Regions from separate parts of the Homo sapiens genome. Here region 2 is linked to region 1. A link is an interaction called in ENCODE POLR2A ChIA-PET data of the cell type or tissue named here. Cell type or tissue: MCF 10A. All regions are shown on one strand. Links, peaks and the distances in the headings refer to the core of each region. The heading gives the core; the rest is flanking DNA.

Region 1 (7,100 bases), core at 3,037-5,536:
TCTATCACAAACAGAGGATGCTGCTTTCAGGAGACTTTCTGCCGACAGTGACACTCGTTCCAATGATTTTTTATCAGTAGCTCCTGCTAAATTTTCATTACAGATTTCACTTCTGTCATCATCTGTGACCACTATGGTTTTGGGCATATCCTTAAACTGATATACAAGCCTCTGTCCTTCAACCTTTGCAAGACTTCCCTTTTGGTAGCTTTGCAATAATTCCCCTTTGGTAATAGAATCTCAAAGCTCATTCCATAGTTTCATAGTTCATGTTTGGTTTGTTCTTATGCTTTCCCCAAAACTTGGAGACAGCCTTTGAATCCACCAGCCTGAATATGCCTTTTTCTCTCTGAATCCATTTAATATAGAGGGGACAAATATTTTTATCTTTAAGTAGATCTAAAAGAAACTCCCACAAATATATTATGTTTCCTTTTCCTTCTCTCATCTTTTTTTTTATACCTGACTCAGGAGACCCACTGGAAATTGGTGATTGTTGGGTCTTTGGTTTACAGCCAATTTTTTTCCTTTTCATTGGTTCATGGCTATCTGGTGATGTAGGAATAGGAGAGGTATCCGTTGGTTCAGACCCCTCAGTTGACACCTCCACTACAGTTTCTGTAATGATATCTGGCCTCATAGCAACATGGATAAATTCAGGACTTCTTGAATCCCTCAAGTAGGTGGGAGATTTCATAGGAAGCAGGGCTTCAGTAGCTTCAATTCTCTTTTGGAGTCATGTTCAAAATAATCTTGCTCAGGCCAATGTCTTAAAGCATTTCTGCTGTTTTCCTCTAGTAGTTTCATATTTTGGGGTCTTATATTTGTGTCTTTAATCCATTTGAGTTTATTTTTCTATCTGGTGAAGGATAGAAATCCAGTTTCATTCTGTGTGTGCACATCCCGTTTTCCAAGCACCATTTGTTGAAGAGTCTGTCCTGTTCGCAATGTGTGCTCTTGGCACTTTGCCAAAAATCAGTTGGCTGTAGATGCATGGAGTTATTTCTGGGCTTTCTGTTCTGTCCCTTTGGTCTATTTGTCTTTCTTTATGCTAATGCCATCCTGTTTAGGTTATTATAACTTTGTAGTGTATTGTGTATTTTGAAGTCAGGCAGTATGATGTTTGGAGCTTACTTTCTTTTTCTTCTTCTCCAGACTGCTTTGTCTATTTGGGGTCTTTTTTGGTTCCATATGAGTTTTAGGATTGTTTTTCCTATCTCTGTGAAGAGTGTCACTGGTATTTTGATAGAGATTTCATTGAATCTATAGATAGCTTTGGTTAGGACTGGCGTCTTAAAAATATTAGTTTTTCTAATGCAAGAACACAGGATATCTTTCCATTTATTTGCATCCGCTTAATTTCTTTCACCAATGTTTTATACTTTTCAAACCAGAGATCTTTCAGCTCCTGGTTAAATTTATTTTTAGGCATCTCGTTTTTTTGTAGCTATTTTCTATGGAATCTTTTTCTACATTTTCTTTTCAGATAGTCCATTATTAGTGTATACAAGTGCTGCCGATTTCTGTATTTTGTCTCTGTATCCTGCAACTTTACTGAATTCATTTATCTTAACAGGTTTTTTTGGTAGAATCTTCAGCATTTTCTGCACACATGAGTATAAATCTAGAGAAAAGTAAACTCTCATACATCATTAGTGGAAATATAAATTAATAAAGCCACTATGGAGAACAGTTAGGAGGTTCCCCATAAAACTACAAATAGAGCTACCGTACAAATCAGTGATCCCACTGCTGGGTATATACACAAAAGAAAGGAAATCAGTATATTGAAGAGAAATCTGCACTCCCCAGTTTACTGCAGCACTGTTCACAATAACTAAGATTTGGAGGAAACCTAAGTGTCCATCAATAGATGAAAGGGTAAAGAAAATGTGGTGCATATACACAATGGAGTACTATTCAGCCATAAAAAGGAATGAGATTCTGTCATTTGCAACAATATGGATGGAACTGGAGGTCATTATGTTAAGTGCAACAAGCCAGGCACAGAAAGACAAACGTGGCATTTTCTCACTTATTCATGGGATCTAAAAATCAAAACAATTGAGCTGATGGGCATAGAGAGCAGAAGAATGGTTGCCAGAGGCTAGGAAAGGTAGTGGGAGGGGATTGGCAGGGGTGGGTGGGGATAGTTAATGGGTATAAAAAAATAGTTACAAAGAATTAATAAGACCTACTATTTGATAGCACAGTAGAGTGACTATAGTCAAAAATAAAGTAATTGTACATTGAAAAATAACTTAAGAAGGATAATTGGATTTTTGTAACAGAAAGGATAAATGCTTGAGGGAATGGACACCACATTCTTCATGATCTGATTATTATGCATTGCATGCCTGTATCAAAACATCTCATGTACCCCATAAATATATACACCTATTATGTACCCACAAAAATTAAAAAACTAAAAATAAAAGAAAAATAAAAAGAGATGCATCCTTTGGTCCCTGAAGCACTGAGGTGCTGCCATGAGGTGCAAGGACTCCTTGTGGCAGCCACAGCTGGAGTGAGGTGGATGGAGATGCTGGTGATGGAGAGTGGAGTCCTGGTGAGCTGCAGAGAAGGCCGCTGGCACCAGTGCTGGCGAGATGCCTTATGCTGGGGTCAGGGTGGCCTTAGGCCAGGTTCTGCCTCTGCCCATCCCAGTTGTGTGAGAGGCTGGTGGAGATCAGTCTCCCCACACCCATTTCTCTTCCTGGGCCCATAGGAAGACTACATTTCCCAGCCTCTCTTGCTTTTTGTTGAGGGCCAGGGGTTTTGTCAAATGGAGTGGGGGTAGAATTACACCCAAGGCTCAATCCTTCATCCTCTCTCTTCCCTTCTGAGCCACCTCTGAAGCCATGCATTTAGAGACAGGGTCACGACTCAGCAGGAGCCTGGAGGCCTGAGCCACTTACCCTGTTGCTATCAGCCTGGCATGGGAAGGAGAAACAAATCTTTGCTGTACTAAGCCACTGGGGTTTCTGGCTTATTTATTGCTGCAGCATAATCTATGCTATCCTGACTGGGGTAGATTGAGCTTGGCAACATTTTTAACCTCTCTGAGTCTCCCTTTCTTCATTTGCAAAATGTTAATTGTAATATCTGTTGTTGTACTCAAGGCCAACTTTGCTGTATGTAACAGAAACCCATTCATTTTGGCTGAAGCAGAAAGGGAATTTGTTGGAATATTTCAGGGGACTCTCATGAAATCCAGCACCTACTGCCTTCCTAGCCTCGAGGACACATCCTTCACATCCCAGCATTGTCATCCAGTCCACTGTGTCTCTGTGTCTCACAGCAAGTTCCAGAAGAAAAAAATCTGATTGTCTTAGTTTGTGTCAAGTCAGCTGTAGCCAGAGACCAGGGTCACATAAGACAAATGTGGCCTGGGGTTTTCTTATGAGCAGGGTGCACTTTTCTGTTAGATGGGTATCAGGAGGCAGAGGGATTACTGGTGCCATTTGTAAGGAGTCATCTCTGCCCTGTAAAGAGATCCAAGGGAAAGCCTGCTACTTCTGCCACCATCCAGCCCAGCAGTCGACCCCTTTCAGCCATATTTAAATGTTAGACATTTGAGTTATCCACATGGTCTGAAATTGCAGCTGGAGACCTTTCAGCAAATCTCAAAGTTCTTTCAGGGCACACAACAGCGTGGACACACAGAGCAGCTGAAAGGCCCAGAGGGAGGGAGAGTGGTGTCCACTGCACAGTTATTTCAGCGCCACTGATGCATTGGTGAGCACAAAGCTATTTATTTATGGGCTTGCTCTGCTTGGTAGAGATCCTCACAGGCCTGAGATGAAGTAGTAAGGACGAAAGGAGTCTCTGAACAATAGGACAGTCTGATGGCCGTTCATAGGGCGGCACCTCCACCCGAAGGCTAGGATCTGGGCTGTGACTCTAGAGTACTAGCGGAGGGCACATTCTCTACTAGCAAAACTCTGCTAGGATACTTTCCATGCACCCCGTCAAGTGATCCCAACATACGTTTTTGCATGAAACCTCAGCATTCCTGCATACAGCATGGCAGACACCTTTGGGGCATCTGCTCAGCCCATGATCCCCATCTCATACAAAAGAAAAAGGACGTGACCATCATCGCCAGGAAGGTGCGTCCAGGGGCTGCAGTGCCCCTGCTCGCCATTAGATGATGCTACTAAGCCAGAAACAATCTGTTTTTCTTTAATTTCTGGATTTTTCCTCTATTTCTTAGTATTTGTTTTCTAGAAACAATGGATTGCCACTTTTCTAGTTGGAAATCTTGAGCTGTCTAGTGAAAGAAGACTCTACAGTAGGACAGTGATTCATTCAGGAAATAGTTCAGAGTGATGTACGGAACCACTTCAGTGGGCGGTTGTTCACGGCTGTTGACTTTATCTGTCAGTGGCTTGAACATGTGGAGTCCAGTAAAAACCAGAGTTCCTGGGAAGAGATGTAAAACACAGCCTCGTACTCTCACCCCTCTTCTTGTTTCCACTGCCACCCTCACCCCACATTTTGCAAGGGGGTTATGGTTCCAGCAGAGATTTCTTCATGCCTGATGAGCTGTTAGACTACTCTAGAAAGGAAATCACGAGGATCCTGTGCTCTTGTTCAACACGATGGTAAAGTTGGTTAGTGCAGGGCATGGCTAGGGAGGGACCGTATTCACTATGGGTCCATGAATAGCTTTTTATTTGCTGGCGGTCAAAAGGTTCAACCAATGTTCAGCAGCAATATAGTAACACAGAATAGATGCTATTCTATTTGACCCAAAAAGTTGGCTGAACTCCTTAGGAGTCACGAGCACACTGGCCCTGATATTTCAATGAACTATGAAACAAAGCACTGACCTGCCTCTCTCTCAAATAGAATAGCATCTATTGGGCTATTTGCCCTTCTTTTACACATTGGAAATTGGGGACAAGAGGCTATTTCTTTGTGATCAGCTGGAAGAATGGAAAAGGTAAAGTAAAGCCAAATTTATTTAACCTCTGCTATATGCCGGGTACTGTGCAAGGCACTTTTACACTTGTCTCACACAATTTAAGCCACATCACCCCTATTATTTTAAACTTTCAACTTCAGTTGACATGACCCTTGTTTCTCTCTCCTGTCTAATCTACCATTGTCTTCTACCATTGGTCTGAATTACACAGGTTTTCATGCCAGCTCTTGAATACTCCACACCTGCTAATCTCTCTGCCTAAAACTCTCCTCTCTAAGATGAGCGTGGTGGCTAACGCCTGCAATTCCAGCGCTTTGGGAGGCTGAAGTAGGAGGATCACTTGAGCTCAGGAATTTGAGACCTGCCTGGGCAACATAAATCAAAATACAAAAAATTGAAAAATTAGCTGGGCATGGTGGTGTGCTCCTATAGTCCCAGCTATTCAGGAGGCTGAGGTGGGAGGATTGCTTGAGCCCAGAAGTTCTAGGCTGCAGTGAGCTGTAACCACACCACTGCACTCCATCCTGGGCAACAGAATGAGACTGTCTGATAAAAAAAAAAAAATCTGTTCTCTGGGTCTCTCTGTGTGTCTTCATTCCTTAATGCTAGTCAAGACTGTCATCAAATGTGACCCCCTTCATGGGTCACCAGCCCCTCCAGCCTGCGTAGGTTTTCTTTAGGGCACACACCACAACCTATTTGTGTGTGTGCTGGCCTGTGTGCTGCCTGTTCTCACACTAGAATCTCAGTTCCAAGAAATCAGCCTTGCTGCCAGTATTGCCGCCCCCCTGTAATCCCAGTGCCCTGAACAGTTCCTAGCATATGCTGGAAGCTCAACAAGTATCTGCTGAATAAAAACATGCATGAGTGGGCTAAATCGGATCACTATGGGATACATTAGATTACTATAGAGATGTTGGGGAATTTCTAAGTTTATAGATTATCAAACTTTTTTTGTCTGCCTCTGACTGAGCATGGAAAAAACAAAACAAAACAAAACAAAACAAAACAAAAACAGAAACAAAGCTCAAATGAGACTAGGCTAATACTCGTTGGAAAGTCAGGGAAAACTAATTTGAGTAGAGGGAGAAATGACCCTCATCTCACTTGAAGTTTTGTCACTGGTGTCTAATGAGCCAGGGGCTCCAGCCCCCATCACTAAGGGCTCTCTCAGGACCTTGCACACAGGCGGCTGTACAAAGGACCCAGGGACTTCCCTCCATGGCTGGAGCTGCCTGTGACAGCAGAGTGGCTAGGTGTAGGGATGTGGGTCTTTCAAGACCCCACCCACTTTATCTTCTCGTCTTCACATTGGACAGGCGAGTTGTCCAATACAAAACCCAAAGGAGTATTTTTATGTAAGCTGACACACCCTGCCTTCTGTAAGTCATGGTGTTTTTCGATAAGGATATGCCATGGTTCTCTTATCTTTTTTCCATGTGGTGTTCTCTGCTGCACACAGCCCTGACAGCGCAATTGTGCTAATGGGAAGATGTGCTGACTGGGTGGTGCTTCCCTCTCTGATTTAGAGGAAATACATGGTCTGCTTTGACCCACTGGATGAATCTTCCAATATTGACTGCCTGGCCTCCATTGGAACCATCTTTGCCGTCTACAGAAAGGTGAGTAGACAGGCAAAATGTGAGGAGGGCTGACATTTCATGCGTCCCTCCTGGAGTGGTCTCTGGAAGGTTCCTAGGCTGAGAGTCACGAGTTTGGAGTCCTCATCTCTGTCCCCCTACTAAATAGAAAAGCCACTGCAGGCAAACCACAAACTTCTGTCTTCCTAAGCTCCTCATTAGAAGAACTGAATTGGTGATTCTCCCTGTGACTACTTTCTGTTGTTCCTGGGGCGATACTGTAGAAGGACAGCCGGGATCTTGTTTTGAAATCTGGATGCAACACCAATGTCAAACATAGTATTAGGTTCCAGGGGGCATCCAAAGACCCACTCTGTTTCTTCTTTCTGCACCTCACCTCTTAACGGCATTCATTTTCTTTTGCTGCCAGAACAAATCACCACACACTTAGAGGCAGCAAACAACACTTGTTGATTGCCTCCCACTTCTGTAGGTCAGAAGTCCAGTCGGCTTGGCTGGGTTTTCTGCTTAGGGTCTCCTGAGTACAAAATTGAGATGACAGCCAGTCTGGCTCCTTATCAAGAGGCTCC
Region 2 (7,100 bases), core at 2,455-4,954, 99 kb after region 1:
GCTCACACTGCTGATATTCCAATCTCCTTTCTTGCTCTTGCCAAGAGGTGGCAAGAGGGTCTCCTTATTCACCTGCCCACTGAAAACCAAAATTTTTTTTTTATTATAGTAAAATAGACGTAACATAAACTTGACCATTTTCACTATTTTTGAGAGCGGCATGAAGTTCATCGCATTGTTGTGCCACCATCACCGCCATCCATCTCCAGAACTTTCTCTTCATCCCAAACTGAAACTCCTAACCCATTCAACAGTAAATCCTCATATCCTTTTCTCCTAGCCCCTTAATTTAAAATGGATAAGGATAGTATTTTTGAAATAATAATGTTTATTTCCTGTTGACTTTCTTATTGACAATCTGCCCTTGATACAGGCAGAGGTATCCATTGTCTTGGGAATAGTTAAGATTGTGAAAGGGGAAATGGAATGAAAAAGAGCCAAATGTTTGGGGTTTAGCTTCTATTAATAAAACAAAATTTTTGAGACCCTGGCTTTCAGCAAAAAGCCAGTCTTTATAAACAGAGGCAAATGTCCTTCCAAATTCCAACAGGCTCCTGGGAAGCTGGGTGGGCACTCAGGATGGCCTCGCTCCAGGTCACCTTGCCTTGCGCCACTGTCTTTAGGAGTGAAAACAATCCATAAGCAGCATCATAGCTGTGCCAACAAATAGTGGGGCGGGTATCGTGGAGGAGGATTCAAGGCGTCTTTATAGCCTGGAAGACAGAACAAGGGATGAGAAATACAGGTGGTAAGTGTCAGCTCACGTAGGAATTAAAATCTGCTTTTCCAATCCTCCATCTCTGGGACCATTTGAGCGGAGACCGACTGACCCTCATATTTCATGGCGGGTGATGCTCTGGCTGAACTTCGAGACATCCCATTTCCTCCTGACTGTTGGATCCTATGCCCCTATGTTAAGAGCAACCAGAAATACTGTGCTTCCTAAAGTGTGGCCCTCCCGCAGGGACCTTGGGTAAGTTTCAGTGTTCAGGGGATGGAATAAACATTGTCATGAAATATGTCATGAGACGGGGCCTGAGGGCTTTTCCTGAACTTCTATGCATAGCAAAGAGCAAAGGCTCCTGAGCAAACAAAACACAGCAATAAACCTTTAGAGTCATGTTGCCCATGGTGAACTTTTCACAATTCCAGGGAAATGGAGAAAAATGAAGAGCACTGGGTAATTTTTTTCCCCTAAGATTAAGTTATTCCATTGAAAGGAATGTTAATTATTCTAGGACTGTAACCTTCCCACTTTCTCTCTCTCTTTTGTTTCCTTCCTTCCTTGCCTTCCTTGCTGCTTTTTTTTTTTTTTTTTTTTTTTTTTTTTGCTCTGTCTTGCTCTGTTGCCCAGGCTGGAGTGCAGTGGCACAATCTCGGCTCACTCCAGCCTCTGCCTCCCGGGTTCAAGTGATTCTCGTGCCTCAGCCTCCCCGGTAGCTGGGATTACAGGAGCGTGCCACCATGCCTGGCTAATATTTGTATTTTTAGTAGAGACAAGGTTTCGCCATGTTGGCCAGGCTGGTCTTGAACTCCTGGCCTCAAGTGATCTACCCGCCTCGACCTCCCAAAGTAATGGGATTACAGGCGTGAGCCACCGTGCCCCGCCCTTCCTTGCTGCTTTAATTTTTTTCATTTGGAATTTTTTTCTCTATTTATTAATTTCTTTCTTTCCTTCTCTTTCTTTTGGGGCACTATGATTGGTGACAGCATTGGATAGTTATTGTAGTTTCTGTGTTCTTTGCAAAACAAAGTGTCAGAGTGTCAGTCCTCCATGTTCTTTATAAAAGTTTGCTATTTCATAACATTCCCAAAGTGTGGGAACCACTGGCAATAGCAAGGCGTCTCAAGGTTTAAGAGTCAGTTAAAAAAAAAAAAAAAAAAAAAAAAAGGCGGCCAGGCACGGTGGCTCATGCCTGTAATCCCAGCACTTTGGGAGGCCAAAGTGGGCGGATCATGAGGTCAAGAGATCGAGACCATCCTGGCCAACATGGTAAAACCCCGTCTCTACTAAAAATACAAAAATTAGCCAGGTGTGGTGGTGCGTGCCTGTAGTCCCTGCTACTCAGGAGCCTGAGGCAGGAGAATCACTTGAACCTGGGAGGCAGAGGTTGCAGTAAGCCGAGATCGCACCACTGCACACCAGCCTGGCGACAGAGTGACAGAGCAAGACTCCATTTCACAAAAAAAAAAAAAAAAAAGCTACTCTTTATTGAAAATAGCTTTAAGGGGCAGAGAGAAGTTATAAGATTCCTTTTTATTTCTCATTTTCAAATAAAAAATGAAAATAGTAATTCCAAAATGACAAGAGAGAATCTATTCAAGCGTTTAGTGTACTTTTGCCTGGCTTATGGAGGGATAAGATAAAAATGTCACTGGGTGAAAACAATGAGATAAATTCACAGCTGGGAACATTGCACAATATCACCAGTGTTGCATGTTTGCTCAGTAGCTGGCTGTTCTCCATGTCAGCAGGATGTATGTGGCTTGTTTTGACTCCAGGTCCTCCAGGAGTATGTGTCCAACCACCAAGGTGGGCAGCAGAGTTTGGAGGCCAAATCCTTTGGTACCTGGAGCGGGATAGCAATGGAACCACACAGAGAATGGCCCAGAGCACTGGGAAGGGTGCCTTCTCAGCAAAAGGCACCTGCACAGAAATTCAGCCCATAAAGCCAGGCAGAGAAGGACATGAATGACAATTGGATAATGAGTGTTGGCATTAAAAAGCATTTAAAATAAGTCACTAGACAATTAAACTTGCAATGTCAGAAAATCTTACAGCTTATGTATAATCAAATGAAACTAAACTTGATAGAGTGTTCACCAGATTTGACAGTAATCTTTAAAATTTATGACATTGCCTGTAATGGGTTTTGAAGCTCAAAGTTTTCTAAACTGGTAATAAATGTAATTATTGAGTAATTAATCTCTTGTGATGGTGGAAAGAATGAATTTTTTCCGTTCTTGCTAAAAGAGTAAGATTATAAAAGCTGTTATATGTAGCAAAAAATTTGGTAAAAATTATTATAAAGTGTGTTAGCCATTGATTAATAAAATAATGTTTTTCTGGAAGAAAAGAAAACCAGATAGAGTGCAACATAAATGCAAAGTTTTGCTCAGCAATTAATGTTTTCTCTTTTTGGATTTTAATTGTTATGTGCCGACAGCCCAAAAAGCCACATATATCATGTCCAGTCCGAAATACAGAAAAAAATGTGCATAAAGATGTTTAGCCCAGCTTTGTTTTCAACAGGGAATAACGCCTGAGTGTTTCACAGTAGGGAATTGGGATATGACAATATTATTATAGCATTTTGCAGCCGTTAAAAGGAATGTTTCTGAAAAGCTTCTAATAACATTGTAAAAAAGCTGTGTCATAATCTTCCGTTTAAAAAAAGCAGGGTATAAAATTGAACACTTCATATGATTTCAGCTACATTAAAACATGTCTAGAAAATACAACCAAAGGGAATAAAAACTTTCATTGCCTCAAATTACCCCAAAGGGAAAGGGCAGCCCATGGCCAGGAAGGGCCAGCCTCAGAAGGACTGAAGTTGCTGACTTGTGCCTACGGCGGCAGCAGCTGCTGGTTTCTCCTTCCATGTTAATCTGGGTCACAGAATCTCGTGATTTACAGAAGCAGCTCTGGCTCATTCTTGGGTGACTGGCCTGCCTTCTTGGAAGACAGGATGATGCTCATCAACGCTGGCTGTGACGCAACCTGAGGACTCTGCAAACCTCCCGTGGGGTCACACACTGGGGCAGAAGCCCCAGCATCTGAGTGTCCGCTTTGAGGATGGAGCGAGTGGGATGGGTGAGGCAGAGAGGAAGAAACTTCTCCGGATGTCCTGGTTAGTCACCCTGATTGTGGGAAATGCACACTCATGGCTGAATCAGCAAGAATCAAGTCTCTTGGTCAGAAAAAAAAGCCATTATGGCCTAAGAATCTCTCATGACACACACACACACGACACACCACACACACACCACACCCCCCCCACACACACACCACACACACACCACACACCAAACACACACACCACACACCAAACACATACACACCACAAACACCACACACCAAAAACACACACACCGCACATACACACATCACACACACCACACACACCAGATACACACATGCACACACCACACACACCAAACACAACACACACCACACATATACACATACATATGCCACACATATGCGCACACCCCACACACACACCACACACGCACACACCACACACAACCATACCACATGCACACCACACACGCACACACCCTACACACCTCACACACACACCACACACACATCACATAAACACACACCACACACACCCCCACACACACCACATGCACACACACCACACACACAAAGCACACACACATGCACACACATCACACACACACATATATGCACATACCAAAGACACAGACTTACCCCCATATATACATGTGTATACACATGCGCAATACACATATACACATGTGCATATGCACACTAACTCTGCTACACATATGCACATGACACACGCACATACATTAATATACATGTACACAAATGCACACATTTATGCACAAAATACAGATGCATACACCTGCATATCCGTGTACTCTCATGACACACACATGCACACACACATACAGACTGCAGTGTAATATACTTAGTAGAATAGGATGAGGGGCCCTCAGTTGGGGTCAGATGGCCTGATGCTTAGTCTGAATTGTTAATAATTGAACTGTGTAATTTTGCCTGAATCTTTTCATCTCTGCTTCCAGCTGCCAGAGTGCGGTTGACTCAAACCATCTGGAAGTTCTCTTTAGTTGTAAAATTCTGTGATTTCAATGGAAAAGATGGTATCATTCATCCAGAGCTCACCTGAGCTCCTTCTCTCTACCCTGAGGAGAATCCTGGGGGCTGGAGTCACAGCATAGGGTGCTTGGGAGGCCGTCCTCACCCAGCACCAGCCCCAAGAGTGTTGCCACCAGGGATAGCCCAGCGTCCCCGAGGACCTCTGCTGTGGGCATTCCTGTGGCTTCTTCCCCCTCACACCCACACACTTCTTCCCTCCTTTCTGATAAAGAATCAAGAATTTGCCGTGGGAGCAAATAGGCAGGAACCAGCAAGCTTCTGAGGCCCAGCGCTTCCAGGAAGAGATCAGCAGCTGTCTGTCCTGAAGGTATTTCCAGGGTTCCTTTCTGCTCAGCGGAGGTGGAAGGGAGCTCACTGCTCCTTAACTCTCCCTGTCAGAGGTGCCCCTGGTCCACCCTCTCTGGCCATGGCATTCATTTAGGGCAGACAAGCGGTTCCTGTCCTGAGTCAACATCTGGAAGCCACCAGGCCCTGGGCTGGGAGGATTTGGAGCCTGTCATCAGCATGTGACTTTTGGTTGTGATGCTACAGTCTGACCTCACCCTCAGGTTGCCACCCAAAGCCCAGCTATGCTCCAGATCGCTGAAGATTGCCCTTGAGAGCAAATTCCTCAGGCAGCTGTGGAGCTGAGCCCTGAGGACTCAGTGAGCCAGGGCTGGGCCCTCACCCTCACACTATTCCTCATAAACAGTTCAGTTTAAGTTCTCAGGAATGCATAGTCCTGCAAAGACTGTGGCGCTGGGTCTCAAATACGAATTCAAACTAAAAACAAAACCCTCTGCCAATCAAAAGAGGAAAGAAGCCAAACAGAACTCTCACTTCTTCCCCCTCTGAGGACCACTTTAAAGTTTTTTTTTTTTTGAAATAACAAATATTAAATTCTTTAAAAAGCAATCAATCCCTTTTCCTGTTCCCCTTTTCTGGGGGGCTCCGCTTGGCTGAGCTGCTCTAAATACAGTAGGTAGTCTTGTACATTACTCTGCCAGCTTTATTGTTACCTGGACATTTTTAGGTTTCAGCTTTATCTTTTTAGTTTTTTTTTTTTTTTTAAAGAAAACTGTGGTAATATAGAGAAACACAAAATTTACTACTTTACCCAACTTGAACTGCACAGATCAGTGGCATTCAATACATTCATATTGTTGTGCCATCATCACCATGCCCTCCAGAAACTTTCTTCATCTTGCAAAACTGAAATCATCTTTTAATTCATTCATTCGTTTATTTTGAGATGGAGTCTCGCTCAGTCGCCCAGGCTGGAGTGCAATGGAGCAATCTCATTTCACTGCAACCTCTGCCTCCCGGGTTCAAGCAATTCTCCTGCCTCAGTCTCCTGAGTAGCTGGGATTACAGGCGCCCCCTCACCACGCCCAGCTAATTTTTTTGTATTTTTAGTAGAGACAAGGTTTCACCATGTTGGCCAGGCTGGTCTCGAACTCCTGACCTCAAGTGATCTGCCTATCTTGGCTTCCCAAAGTGCTAGGATTACAGGTGTGACCCGCCACGCCCGCCTCCATCTTTTTATTCTTTTTTTTTTTAGACGTAATTTTTGCGCTTGTTGCCCAGGCTGGAGTGCAGTGGTGCGATCTCAGCTCACTGCAACCTCTGCCTCCTGGGTTCAAGTGATTCTCCTGCCTCAGCCTCCTAAGTAGCTGGAATTTCAGGCACACACCACCATGCCTGGCTAATTTTTTTGTATTTTTAGCACAGACAGGGTTTCACCATTTTGCCCAGGCTGGTCTTGAACTCCTGACCTCAGGTGATCTGCCCACCTCCGCCTCCCAAAGTGCTGGGATTACAGGCATGAACCACTGCACCTGGCCCATCTTTTTACTCTTAATGAAAGCTTCCACTTCTAAGCTCAGATCTGCGCACTTCCCTCTTGGTTTTACAGCCCGGCTATTATCTAGCCATTGTTTATGCAAGAACAGCCACGCTGGGCCCCTCACTTTGGAGTGACTTTTCTGTGGTCACTCTATCAGGGCTTAGTAAGACCAGTGTGGACTCTGAACAGCGACAGGGCCAAATATAGTTTTATGATTTTTGTGAATCCTGTAGTTGTCACCCTAACAGCTTTTCTACAAAATAGACCAGCAAAATTTCCACCAAGTTCTGATTCCTTTTAGAAGGTGTAGGGGTTGAGATTTTGGAACCCATTGCAACTCCCACAAATGCCTTCAAGCCCACACCGTACTGGCTTTGGGTCCCTGGGATACTTTTGTCCACA

The links. Peaks named below come from ENCODE experiments on the same cell type or tissue, not always from the same donor. Only the 100,000 strongest peaks of a DNase experiment are listed, where the experiment ranks them.
Region 2: POLR2A ChIA-PET joins it to region 1 with 5 read pairs; 6 of 35 experiments call an interaction of 5 or more read pairs at or near these places.

Annotation. Positions count from the first base shown.
Region 1 is chr9:87,810,106-87,817,205 of GRCh38, reverse strand. It overlaps the pseudogene LOC100420576 and the pseudogene ELF2P3. Among named protein-coding and RNA genes, the nearest start is that of SPATA31E1, 69 kb to the left of the region's middle. In MCF 10A, for the core only: a CTCF peak has its summit at 4,138; no DNase peak of the experiment used is centred there.
Region 2 is chr9:87,710,323-87,717,422 of GRCh38, reverse strand. No RefSeq gene overlaps it. Among named protein-coding and RNA genes, the nearest start is that of CTSL, 12 kb to the left of the region's middle. RefSeq lists an enhancer at 2,837-4,036. In MCF 10A, for the core only: no CTCF peak of the experiment used is centred there; a DNase peak (open chromatin) is centred at 3,772.